2 separate regions of the Mus musculus genome follow, and region 2 is linked to region 1. Evidence: chromatin loops called from intact Hi-C (ENCODE). Cell type or tissue: heart. All regions are shown on one strand. Links, peaks and the distances in the headings refer to the core of each region. The heading gives the core; the rest is flanking DNA.

The links. Peaks named below come from ENCODE experiments on the same cell type or tissue, not always from the same donor. Only the 100,000 strongest peaks of a DNase experiment are listed, where the experiment ranks them.
Region 2: it touches region 1 in a loop (6-fold over the local background); 20 of 42 quality-filtered maps call a loop at or near these places.

The regions. Positions count from the first base shown.
Region 1 is chr3:20,253,195-20,258,194 of GRCm38, forward strand. All of the region lies in intron 9 of Cpb1 (carboxypeptidase B1 (tissue)), which reads right to left. Among named protein-coding and RNA genes, the nearest start is that of Cpa3, 14 kb to the left of the region's middle. In heart, for the core only: a CTCF peak has its summit at 2,135 (motif pointing right); no DNase peak of the experiment used is centred there; H3K27ac peaks cover 457 bases.
Region 2 is chr3:20,506,769-20,513,097 of GRCm38, forward strand. No RefSeq gene overlaps it. Among named protein-coding and RNA genes, the nearest start is that of Gm31466, 3.7 kb to the left of the region's middle. In heart, for the core only: a CTCF peak has its summit at 2,639 (motif pointing left); no DNase peak of the experiment used is centred there.

The sequences.
Region 1 (5,000 bases), core at 1-5,000:
AAAAGTTGGACTGTTACCTTCTGAGTAGAGATTACAGACTGTATGGAGGTGAACAGCTATATGTATTTATGGTTGATGGCTGTCATATTCAGATACTGACATTAATTACAAAGGAAGAAATCTATGGACCATTCTCTAATTTCATTTAAAGTCAAGAGACAGAAAAAAAGCCTGAATAAACATTCATCAGCCAAAATCCCATATTTAAAATTCCAATTATCTTAATAATATTTCTTGTAATCTTTCCTTTTGTAATGTTTAAATAATTTCACCAATATTATTCATTTATCTCCCCAATATCATCTGTTCACATTCACCACCACAGAATTTTCTAGCAGAATGGAATGCCATGTGGAACAGCACACTCAATGGGAATGTTCCAGATAAGCCAAATGACTGTTGAGAACTGTGGATAGAAGTGTCATTCTAGCACTCACCAGTGTTGTCAAGGAACAACACAGAAGAGAAGAGCCCACAATTCAAAACTCAGTTGACACTTTCTTTGGAACCTGACACTTGAGGAACAAGGGTCAAATAATGACTAATGTGCCCATGCCTTACACATTACAAAAAGTTCTTTCTAGGAGCTAGAAAGAAAATGCAGAGAGACTAAAGGAGCATGCCCAAGGGCATGCATCCAGGTATGGTTAACTTAAGCTATGACATCATCCACCTACCCTTCTTTTCTTCTTTTCCTAGCTTTCAAATATTTCAAAAGAAGTGTTGTTGGAACTGGTTTACTGATTTCCAAGAAGAAAGAAATTCTTGGAAAGAAATTAAATATTCATCAGCCTCGAAAAAGCTTTGCTATCTGTCAAGGGTCAACATAGCCCATATCAATCCTCAGCTACAAATTTCTTACCCTATCTTATGCAGGGTCACCTTTGTTTACTTAAGAGGAGCTATAGCAAAAGAAAGAGTCTAAAATGTCACATAGAACTCAAAGCATGAGGGACAAAAGAAAAAGTAGTGGGCTATTCATGGGGCCCTGGGCTGTTGGGGTCTGGTGGGGTGAATAAGTAGATGGAGCTCTTCTGTTTCAAAGACCCCTGTCCCCAGGTAACAGAGGATAAAGAAGTCCCTGCTTCATTGTGAAGCACAATACTCTCACTCTAATCTCTTGTACAGTGCCAGAGTAGGCACAGTGGCCTAATTGTCTGTAGTTCATTATCACAGCATGGAAAAATAGAACCCCCAACCAAACCTGAAGTATAAAATAAGTCTAATGGATTTAACTTAAAGACCAGAGTACCCTGTGGGTAACACATGTGATACTGGAGCCTCAAATTATCTCTAACAAAAGTTTCCTTCCTCCTGTCCTGTGATAATGCTAACTTATACCAAGGAACCAGTAAGAAATATTACTTTTATAATTGTGCTTAAGAAGGTCTTAAGATTTAAGCAGGCACCAAGGAGAAAGAATTCAGATGTGGGAAACATCCAGGTGATTCTAAGGAAGGTGGACCCTGATTGCAGTGAAGAAAGATGTCAGGGACACAACTGATTTAGGGCAGCTGGGCCTTGTCTTTCGCGCAGAGTTCAGGAGCAATGTGGGAGAGAGGAATGCTGTCATTGACATGAAGCAACTTGTTCTTCCAGTCGACCTGCATGTGTATTCCTCTCTAACATTCAAGGAAAACACCAAATGTGAGGCAGTTAGTTGTATTTGCAGTTCAGAGAGCTTTCCTTTTTATAAAAATGCATTTTAAAAATAAATAGTGTCTAACACAGGCACAGGGCAATCTTTAGCAGTTGAGATTTGCAGAACACTGTATATTAGTGTTGAAGAGGATATAAGATCCTGTAAAAGCCAAGAGGACTTATCGAGGAATGTGACTCTGCTCTTATCTTTGTTTAAAGCAGTTTCTCAACATCTGACCATTCTCTCCTCTCTCTCTCTCTCTCTCTCTCTCTCTCTCTCTCTCTCTCTCTCTCTCTCTTTCCCTCCCTCCCTCCCTCTCTCTCTCTCCTCCCTCCCTCTCCCTCTCCCCCCCCCCCCTCTCTCTCTCTCTCTCTCTGTGTGTGTGTGTTGGAGTGGGAGTAAGTTTCCTGGTATCCCGTATGATGTTTATCAGCATTCTCTGGCCTCTACCACAAGATGTCACTAAATGCCCATAGCACGTCCATCAAAACGTTTCACAAATACTACGCAATGTCTTCTTTAGGTAGAAGTAGGTAGCAAAATTAGTTCAAAGTGAGGAGTGATGAGCGTTTGTGGGAAATGTTTAAAAAGAAGACAGGTTTTAAAGGTGTCTTTAACTGATGACATTGCAGGTATGTCTTTAGGACCTTGGCTCCCAAAAATATCATCCCACCTGTGGGATTGATACATTTAGCAAAAATATTGGACTCCCAGTTAAATGTAAATTTCACATAAACTTAAAACATTGTTCCAGTATGATTGTACCTCATGAGGGATTGGAGACATGATCATAGTAAAAAGTGTTGTTTTATGGACTCCAAATTAAATGAGGAGTCATGTAACAGACCTGGCTACTATTCACCATATCACTATTTCCAGTCTTCTGTACGATGTCCAACTTATTGATTTGACTTAATCATCCACATTTTCTATCAAGAACACCCCTTAACCCTGTTTTTCGGTCTGACTTTTATTTGTTTTATTCTATACTTTCATTGCCCATTCCTTCCCTGCCCATCTGAATTATGTCTATTCATCAACTCTCAGAACAAGTTACATCTTTCTTTTTTGACTTACCTTCCCTCCTCTTTGTCTCTCTCTCCATCCCCTCATTCCCTTCCTTCCTTCCTTTCTCTTTTTCCTCCCTCCCTCCCTCCCTCCCTCCCTCCCTCCCTCCCTCCCTCCCTCCCTCCCTCCCGCCCTCTCTCTCTCTCTTTCTCCTTCCTTCCTTCCTTCCTTCCTTCCTTCCTTCCTTCCTTCCTTCCTTCCTTCCTTCCTTCTTTCCTTCTTTCTTCCTTTGAGTCAGTATCTCTCTACTTAGCTCAGGTGGTCTTAGTACTCATATAAATCAGGCTGGCCTTGAACTCACAGAGATTTGTCTGGCTCCACCTCCTTAGTGGGGAATTAAAGCCCTGTGCCACTGCTCCATCTCCTTTCTTATTGAATGCTACACATGTTGCCAGTTCCCTCTTGTGAATCACTTCAACTGTGTACAATAAAACTCCCAGTATTGTACATTATGGTTTTCTGACTCTGAATTTCAACAAGACCCTAATTTCTCAATTGGCAGGAGCCATAATTTATAGAAACTTAGTGTGTTCTCAAAGAAATTAGTCTTAAGTCAAGTTCAGTCAGTTATCTAGGTCCAGGAGGAGGATTTTATCAAGCCAAGAAGTCCCCTGAACTTTCTAATGGTGCATTGGCAACAAGTTTCTTTACTGTTTCATTTAAACCTTTTTGGGGCTTTTTAAAATTTGAAATGAGAAATTCTGAGAAAATATTTTAATTATATATTAATCACACATTAGTTTTATTATGCTAGCCTCCTGACTGTGTGTCTGTGGCCTTGCTAGACTAGTCACTAGGCAGGGACATGGTAACAGCTGTCATGAGTATGTACATAGTGTTGTAGTTGGCCACCCTCTAATCAGTATTCCTTCCCTTTCAGTGTTTACCTCTAACTGTGACCTGACAGTATTCACTGCTCAAGTGAGGTAACAGGATTCTTTCCTTTTCTTTTCTCTTTCCTTCATTCTTTCTTCCTTCCTTTCTCCCCTCCTCTCTTCCTTCCTTCCTTCCTTCCTTCCTTCCTTCCTTCCTTCCTTCCTTCCTTCCTTCCTCCCTCCCTTCCTTCCACCCTCCGTTCCTTTCTTCATTTCTATATTTTATGTTATTTATTTATGTTAGTCATTTATTTATTTTTTTTACAGACTCTCACGTATCCTTAGTTGTCTTGGAGCTTACTATGTAGACCAGATTGACCTTTAACTCATAGAGATCTGCTTACTTCTGCTTCCTCAGTGCTGTTGCTAGTGTATGCTTTCAGCTTTAGTGTAAACATTTAGTGTAAACATTCGGCTTTACAGGGTTCTATGTTTGTAGCTCGTTAACTAAAATTTTAATGAAGAGACAGTGAATGATATGCTGCCAAATTGGAAGGTATTTTAAATCTGTCATCACAGTTAATAGTTGTTCAGAGGATTGTTATTTTTTTCCTGGTTATTTTTCTGATTATCTTTCTCCTTTTGGATAAATACTCATCAAGAGAATAGTCTAGGACCCAAGATTATACCCTTAGAAGTCAGTGCTGCCAGGTATATAAGTAAAACTTTTATAATATCCAGGGTCAGAGGTAATTACAGGTTGGATGTAAAACTTTTCTCATGAATTTTCTCAAAAAATTGGGGCACTATTGTAGAATGCATAAAAAATATGGATTTTATATTGGTCAATATAATCAAATCGAACACCCAGACAAATCCATGTACCTATGAACACCTGATTTTTTTTTTTTTAAATAAAGAAGCCAGCAATACACACTGGAAACACGCATAGCATCTTTAACTAATGGTGCTGGTTAAAGAAGATGACAGCATGTAGAAATATACAAATAGATCCATAATTATCACCCTGCTCAAAACTCAACTCCAGATGGATCAAGACCTTAACATAAAACCAGACACATTGAACTTGGCAGAAGAAAAAGTGGAGAATAGCCTTGAACTCATTGGCATAGGAAAAGATTCTTTGAACAGAATGATGTTAGCATGTAAGCACTAGAATGAGCAATTAATAAATATGACTCATGAAACCGAGCAGTTTCTGCATGCCAAAGGACACTATTACTAGGGCAAAATGGCAGACTAGAGAATGGGAAAAGATTTTTACCAATTACACATCTGAATGAGAACTAATAGACAAATGTACACAAAATGTAAAAGGAACTCAAGAATCTAAATATCAAGAAAACAACTCAATTTAAAAAGGGATAAAGATCTAGTGTCTTTTTTTTTTTTTTAAAGACAGGGTTTCTCTGTGTAGCCCTGGCTGTTCTGGAACTCACTCTAGACCAGGCTGG
Region 2 (6,329 bases), core at 733-5,732, 250 kb after region 1:
ATGTCCCGGTCCTGGCATTCCCCTATACCTGGGCATCCAGCCTTCACAGGGCCTCTCCTCCCACTGATGACCAACAAGGCCATCCTCTGATCACACGTGGATGGAGCCATGAGTTCCACCATGTGTACTCTTTGGTTGATGGTTTAGTCCCAGGGATCTCTGGGGGTACTGGTTGGTTCATATTGTTGTTCCTCCTATGGGGTTGCAAACCACTTCAGCTACTTGGGTCCTTTCTCTAGCTCCTCTATTGGGGGCCTTGTGCTCTGTCCAGTGGTTGGCTGACAGCATCCACCTCTGTATTTGTCAGGCACTGGTAGAGTCTCTCAGGAGACAGCTATATCAGGTTCTTGTCAGCAAGTACTTGTCAACAAGCAATAGTGTCTGGGTTTGGTGACAGTATATGTGATGGATGCCCAGGTGGGGCAGTCTCTGGATGGCCTTTCCTTCAGTCTCTGCTCCACACTTTGTCTCTGTATCTCCTCCCATCGTTATTTTGTTCCCCCTCTGAAAAGGATCAAAATATCCACACTTTGGTCTTCCTTCTTGAGTTTCATGTGGTCTGTGAATTGTATCTTGGGTAGTCTGAGATTCTGGGTTAATATCTACTTATCATTGAGTGCATACCTTATGTGTTTTTTTGTGATTGGGTTACCTCACTCAGGGTGATATTTTCTAGTTCCATCCATTTTCCTAAGACTTTCATGAAATCATTGTTTTTAATAGCTGAGTAGTACTCCATTGTGTAAATGTATCACATTTTCTGTATCCATTACACTGTTGAAGGCCTTCTGGGTTGTTTCCAGCTTCTGGCTATTTTAAATAAGGCTATTATAAATAAGGATCATATGTCCTTATTGGAGCATCTTCTGGGTATATGCCCAGGAGTGGCATTGCTGGATCCTCAGATAGTACTATGTCCAATATTCTGAGGAACCTCCAAACTGATTTCCAGAGTGGTTGTACCAACTTGTAATCCCACCAACTATGGAGGAGTGTCCCTCTTTCTCCACAACCTTGTCAGTATCTGCTGTCACCTGAGTTTTTGATCTTAGCCATTCTGACTGGTGTGAGGTGGAATCTCAGGGTTGTTTTGAGTTGCATTTCCCTGATGACTAAGGATGTTGAAAGTTTTCTTTAGGTGTTTCTCAGCCATTCAGTATTCCTCAGTTGAGAATTCTTTGTTTAGCTCCCTACCCCATTTTTAATAGGGTTCTGGTTACTGAGTGCATACTATGTAGCAGGCTCAGTAGCAAGTGCGGAGGATACAACATCAAGAGAGCCTTGCCCTCTTGGGAAGAACAGCCATTTGGAAGGCCAGGGCTGCAAAAGCCTGCCTCTGAGATTGTAATCTCTGGGTGCCCTTTCCCAGCCTCTTGGCCTGGCACCTCAGAAGAGTGATTTCTCTTGTGGACTTAAGGGCCTTCACTCAAGGAACAACCCTATCATGGGGTGGGGGGGGGGGGGGCGGGTGCGCTGTGTGTGCAGAGCTTACTGTATGTGTGCAGAGACAAACAGCAGCAGAATGCCAAAAGGCTTCAGAGAGAGGCATAGAGCCCTGCTTAGCAGAAGGGAAGAAGTGTTATTTGGCCTCCCAAGACCATTTCGAGTCTGTTTTTCTGTTTCACATCCTCTTACATTAGGTCATCCTGCCTCCATTTCCAGCCTGGGTTGTCTGCCTATCTCTTATTCCCCATCCCTACCCCGTACATCTCTTTCCTCTGTCCCATTTGACAGTCACCTTCTGGGGGACAGTAAGAGGGAGGGGGATAGAGATTATACCTGACTCTGCCTAGCACACAGTGTGCTCTCATGCAGGGAGGCTGACCCACAGAGAAGGTGCACGGTCCTCTGCTAAGACCCACCAGTGGGCAGGAAGGCCACATCCAGGTCTGAGCTGTGTTTCCAGCTTTCAGTCATGACACTTGGCCTGAGTGTAGGCCCACACTGTCACTTGGGACTCTCATTCATGAGATGATACATATGCCTGGAGGAGTGGGGCCAGGAGTGGAAGGAAGTGCCCAGAGAGAGCAAAAGTGTATTAAGCCCTAGTGGCAGTCCTAGGGGAAGGTTTTACTGTGCTCCTGACAGAGGCCAGGTGACCTTAAAGGTGACCCTATCCTCCTGGAAGTGTCCTTCCTTCTTCCTTCCTTCCTTCCTTCCTTCCTTCCTTCCTTCCTTCCTCCCTCCCTCCCTCCCTCCCTCCCTCCCTCCCTTCCTTCCTTCCTTCCTTCCTTCCTTCTTTCCCTTCTTTCTGGAACTCAGAGCTTGTATACCTGTGCTGTTGACTTACAAAGTTGTTCTAGGAAATAAATGAGAGCCCCCATGGTCTGTTTTTCCTCCACCTGCAACATGTGACAGGCACTGCACTAGGCAACAAGAATGCATAAAATAAAATAAAATAAAATTTTGCCTTCCAGAATCTCACAAACTACAATGGCACCCAGAAATCAATATTTCATTGCAGATGGGCCTGTCTTCAGACAGAGTTGGTGCCAGACACAAAGAGAGAACTCAGGCTCTGGTTCTAGCCTTTATTAACTAGAGTAATTTTCCCAGGGCATTCTCTGCCTCTGAGAAGGTGGCTCCACAAGGACTCAAGTGGTCCTGCTTAGAAGAGCGCGACTGCCCCCTGGTGGCCACATGCCTGATATCTCCAATACCAGCTCCACCCCTTCCATCCATTGTCTGAATCCTCCCATTCATCAAATAGGTATTGAGGCCCCCTTCTATGTACTGGAGGTTGGAGAGTGAAGAAGACCTCTTGTTAAGTGAATGAACACCCTATACTCTAGAAGAGGTCAGCAGGGGACTGTAGAATGTTAATATGTAAAGCAAAAATCTGCTAAAGTAGAGATTAGCCCAGGGTGTAATAGAAGCAAAAGAAGAGAGAGAAAGAGAGAGAGAGAGAGAGAGAGAGAGAGAGAGAGAGAGAGAGAGAGATAAAGAGAAGAGAAGAAAAGAGAAGGTTGCATTTCAGCTTCTAGATAAGCTATCTAAAAATAATCCCTTGAATCAGGCATGCATGGTGGAGTATATTTTATAATTCCAGATACCCAGGAGGCTGAGGTGGGAGGAATCAACTAATCTGGGCAATAGAATGAGACCTCATTTTAAAAACTCCTTAATTGGTATGGGTTGGTGTGCTTCACACATAATCAACCAATAATCAATAGTCCTTTGTCTATGTTTACAAAAATATTTTATTTATATTACCTAATGTATAGTTCTTGTAGTCCCACGTGGTGTTTACAATGGTCTATATCTTAAAGATGAGTAGTCCAAGGGTCAGAAAACCCAAATGATTTCCTCTAAGTTGCAATTTACTAATAGGCTTCTATCTAACCTATAAATCCCAGTTGGGCTGGATAGCCTTCTGGGAGGCAGTCACACTAGGCTACGGTTGCAGGTTGGGGTTGGTCACTTCTGCCACAGAATAGTTGGTGAACTGGGGAACTGGGCCATAATGCAGCTCTCTCCATCTTCCAGGGAGCAGAATTCTCTTCTGAAGTTGCACAGCAATGCCTGGTGAGCCTGACACACTGGCGATGACTTGCTTGTTAGCTAGACACATGGCCTTGAGTGACAGGCATGGGTTGCTGAGCTTGTTCCTGGCCACCACCAGCTTATGTGGGCAGAGCACAGGTTAGATCTCAGGGAAAGCACTGAACCGTAGAAGAGCTTTGAGGTCTGCGAGGCGCTGGTCTCATCCCCCATATCCTCTCCACAGTCAAGCACAAGGTACATATTCCCTGGTGCAGCCCATTGGTGCATGCCTTTAGGGAGGCAGAGGCAAGTAGATTTCTGAGTTCAAGGCCAGCTTGGTCCACAGAGAGAGTTCCAGGACAGCCATGACTACACAAAGAAACCATGTCTGGAGAGAAAGAGAGTGGGGCTGAGGCAGGGTGTCTAGCGTAGTTATTTAGAAACAGGCAAATGAAAATGATTCATAGCAAAATAACAGAGTACAAGCCTGGTAGCAACCTGGAAATCACCCACCATTGCGAGACTTGCAGATACAAAGGGGCCAAAGAGGAATGTGGGGCCCATTAGGTTTCTTCTTATCTTTCTATCCCAGAACTTATTTCAATGGATTCCTGCAGATTCTGTCCCCAGATCACCTCAGGAACCCCACTGCTCTGTGCTTAGAAATTCAGTTTTGTTTCCAGAGTGTTGTTCTCCCTCTCCCTCTCCCTCTCCCTCTCCCTCTCCCTCTCCCTCTCCCTCTCCCTCTCCCTCTCCCTCTCCCTCTCCCTCTCCCTCTCCCTCTCCCTCTCCCTCTCCCTCTCCTTCTCCCTCTCCCTCTCCTTCTCCCTCTCCCTCTCCTTCTCTCTCTCTTTCTCTCTCATGACAGAGTTGCAGTGTCTTATAGTCACTGGTAGGGTCTCTTGGGGTGAAGCTGGACCCCACACACATCTATGATGGTGGAGTTTGAGTGTTAATGGATATCTGTGTATAGTGGCCTGGTGGGAGGATATTCAGTTTAGAGAGAGTATTAAAACTTTAGGTTTTTTTTTTCCTCTCCTAGGGTTTTAGACCTAAGTATTCGCTAGTAAATTGACAATAGACATTCCAGGCAGGGCTATTCCAATGACCTCATGCAGGAGGTCCTTTAGACCAAATGTCTGGGCAAGAAGCAAGGCAGCCAGAGTCACTGAGTCTGCATGACCCAGTGCTGATGGGCACTTGTTCATACTTGAGCCATGTCATCTTCACTGCAGATAACACTTCTGTGAGCCAGCCCTTAGGTCATAAAGTCAAGAAGCAATAACATCCACACAAGAGCCTTCTAATGCCAGCATGGGGTGTTACAATGGCATCTTTGGGCTTTGCTGACTCTGAAGTGATGTGGAGTTCCCTTTGAAAGAGTGAAACATTCAGGAAGCCAAAAACCCAGAGGAGAGAAAGCAGGCATTGTGAGATAGGCAGAATATGACTGCTGTGGGGCCCAGTTTCTGGCTAGAACTGCCCATCCTAAGACACAATGACTGTTTCACATTCAGTTCTGCCTGTGTTCTCTGCAACCTCGTTTTCTAGGACCCCAATATTCCTCAGCTGGGGTATCTCCCAAGTCCTTGCTTCTAACAAGTTTACTGTTCCCATGTCCCTGCTAGGCAGGCATCCTAGTGTCCCGACTCCAGGAGAACTCTGTTTGGCTGGTGGTAGTAGCTCAGTGTGGTCACAAGCTCCTGAAGTAGTGTCATCTGCAGTGGGAATCAGGGAGGCAGGGCCAATCTGGTTCCTTTGACGAGTAGAGCAAAGGTAAAAGTGGGAGTGGAGGTGGGGGAGCTTGGCTGTAGAGTATCTGGGCTATACAGAAGGGTGTGTGTGGGGTGAAGCAGGAAGGCGAGGCTGGAGGTGGAGAGATGGCAGTACCCAGCCAGAGGAGGCCTTGGTACCTGTGTTCATCCACACCAAGGAAGAGTGGCGGGAAGTTCAGAGTTTAGGGGTCAGGGAAAGCACTCTGGAGATGAGCCCAGTGTGAGAAGCAAATAATTGGACTATACATTTTCCTTAGGGATGAAAGGGTGGATAAATGAAATGAAAATGCCTGGGCCATAGAAGGAAGCCAGCCCAGACCAGAAAAAAAAATTGAAGGTTATTTATAAGAGGAAAATGTCCTTTAAATAGGCAGCATTGGCTGACACTCTATACTCCTCGTGGATCCCTGGCATGGGACTAGTGGGCGAGGCTAGTTACTGTTGACTAGCATAACAGCAGCTGAGAGGTTTTCCAGAAAGTTCCCAGCCCCCAGGAAATGGTAGATGGAGGCAGGTAGGGGTTAATGTGTCTGAAATAAACTGAAGATTAATCCTCCTGGTACTTACTGCAGGTGAAAGGAGATACATTATTCGCACCATTCAGTGTAATAAGCAGGCGGACAGTGCCAAGCCAGGCCTCTTCAGCTGCATTTTACACGTAAGTCCTCTTCTTACCCCTCATGTCTAATCGTTTTTAGAACTTCTGGCTTAAGTCAGTATTTCAGGGCTCCATTCTTTATCTCCTGCAAAAATAAATGAGACCATACGTTCACTTCACGACATTTCCAATACTCTTACTTACCTTCACACAAACGTGATTAGGAAGAAAGGGGCTGGGAAATCAAGCACAGCAAGAAGGTGGGACTCTTTCCCACGCTCATGCCTTCAGATCTTCCAACGAGTGGGCTGGCTATGCAAAGGAGCAAAAGGAAGTCTGTGAAACACTCTCAGTTATTGGTGATTTGTGCACATTAGATGGATGCCTTAGAGCTGGTCAGGGCTCTTCTCTTCCATGGCCCACGTCTGTGCAGAAGTACCCACAGCCCTCCAGGTGCCTGCAAAATGGATTGC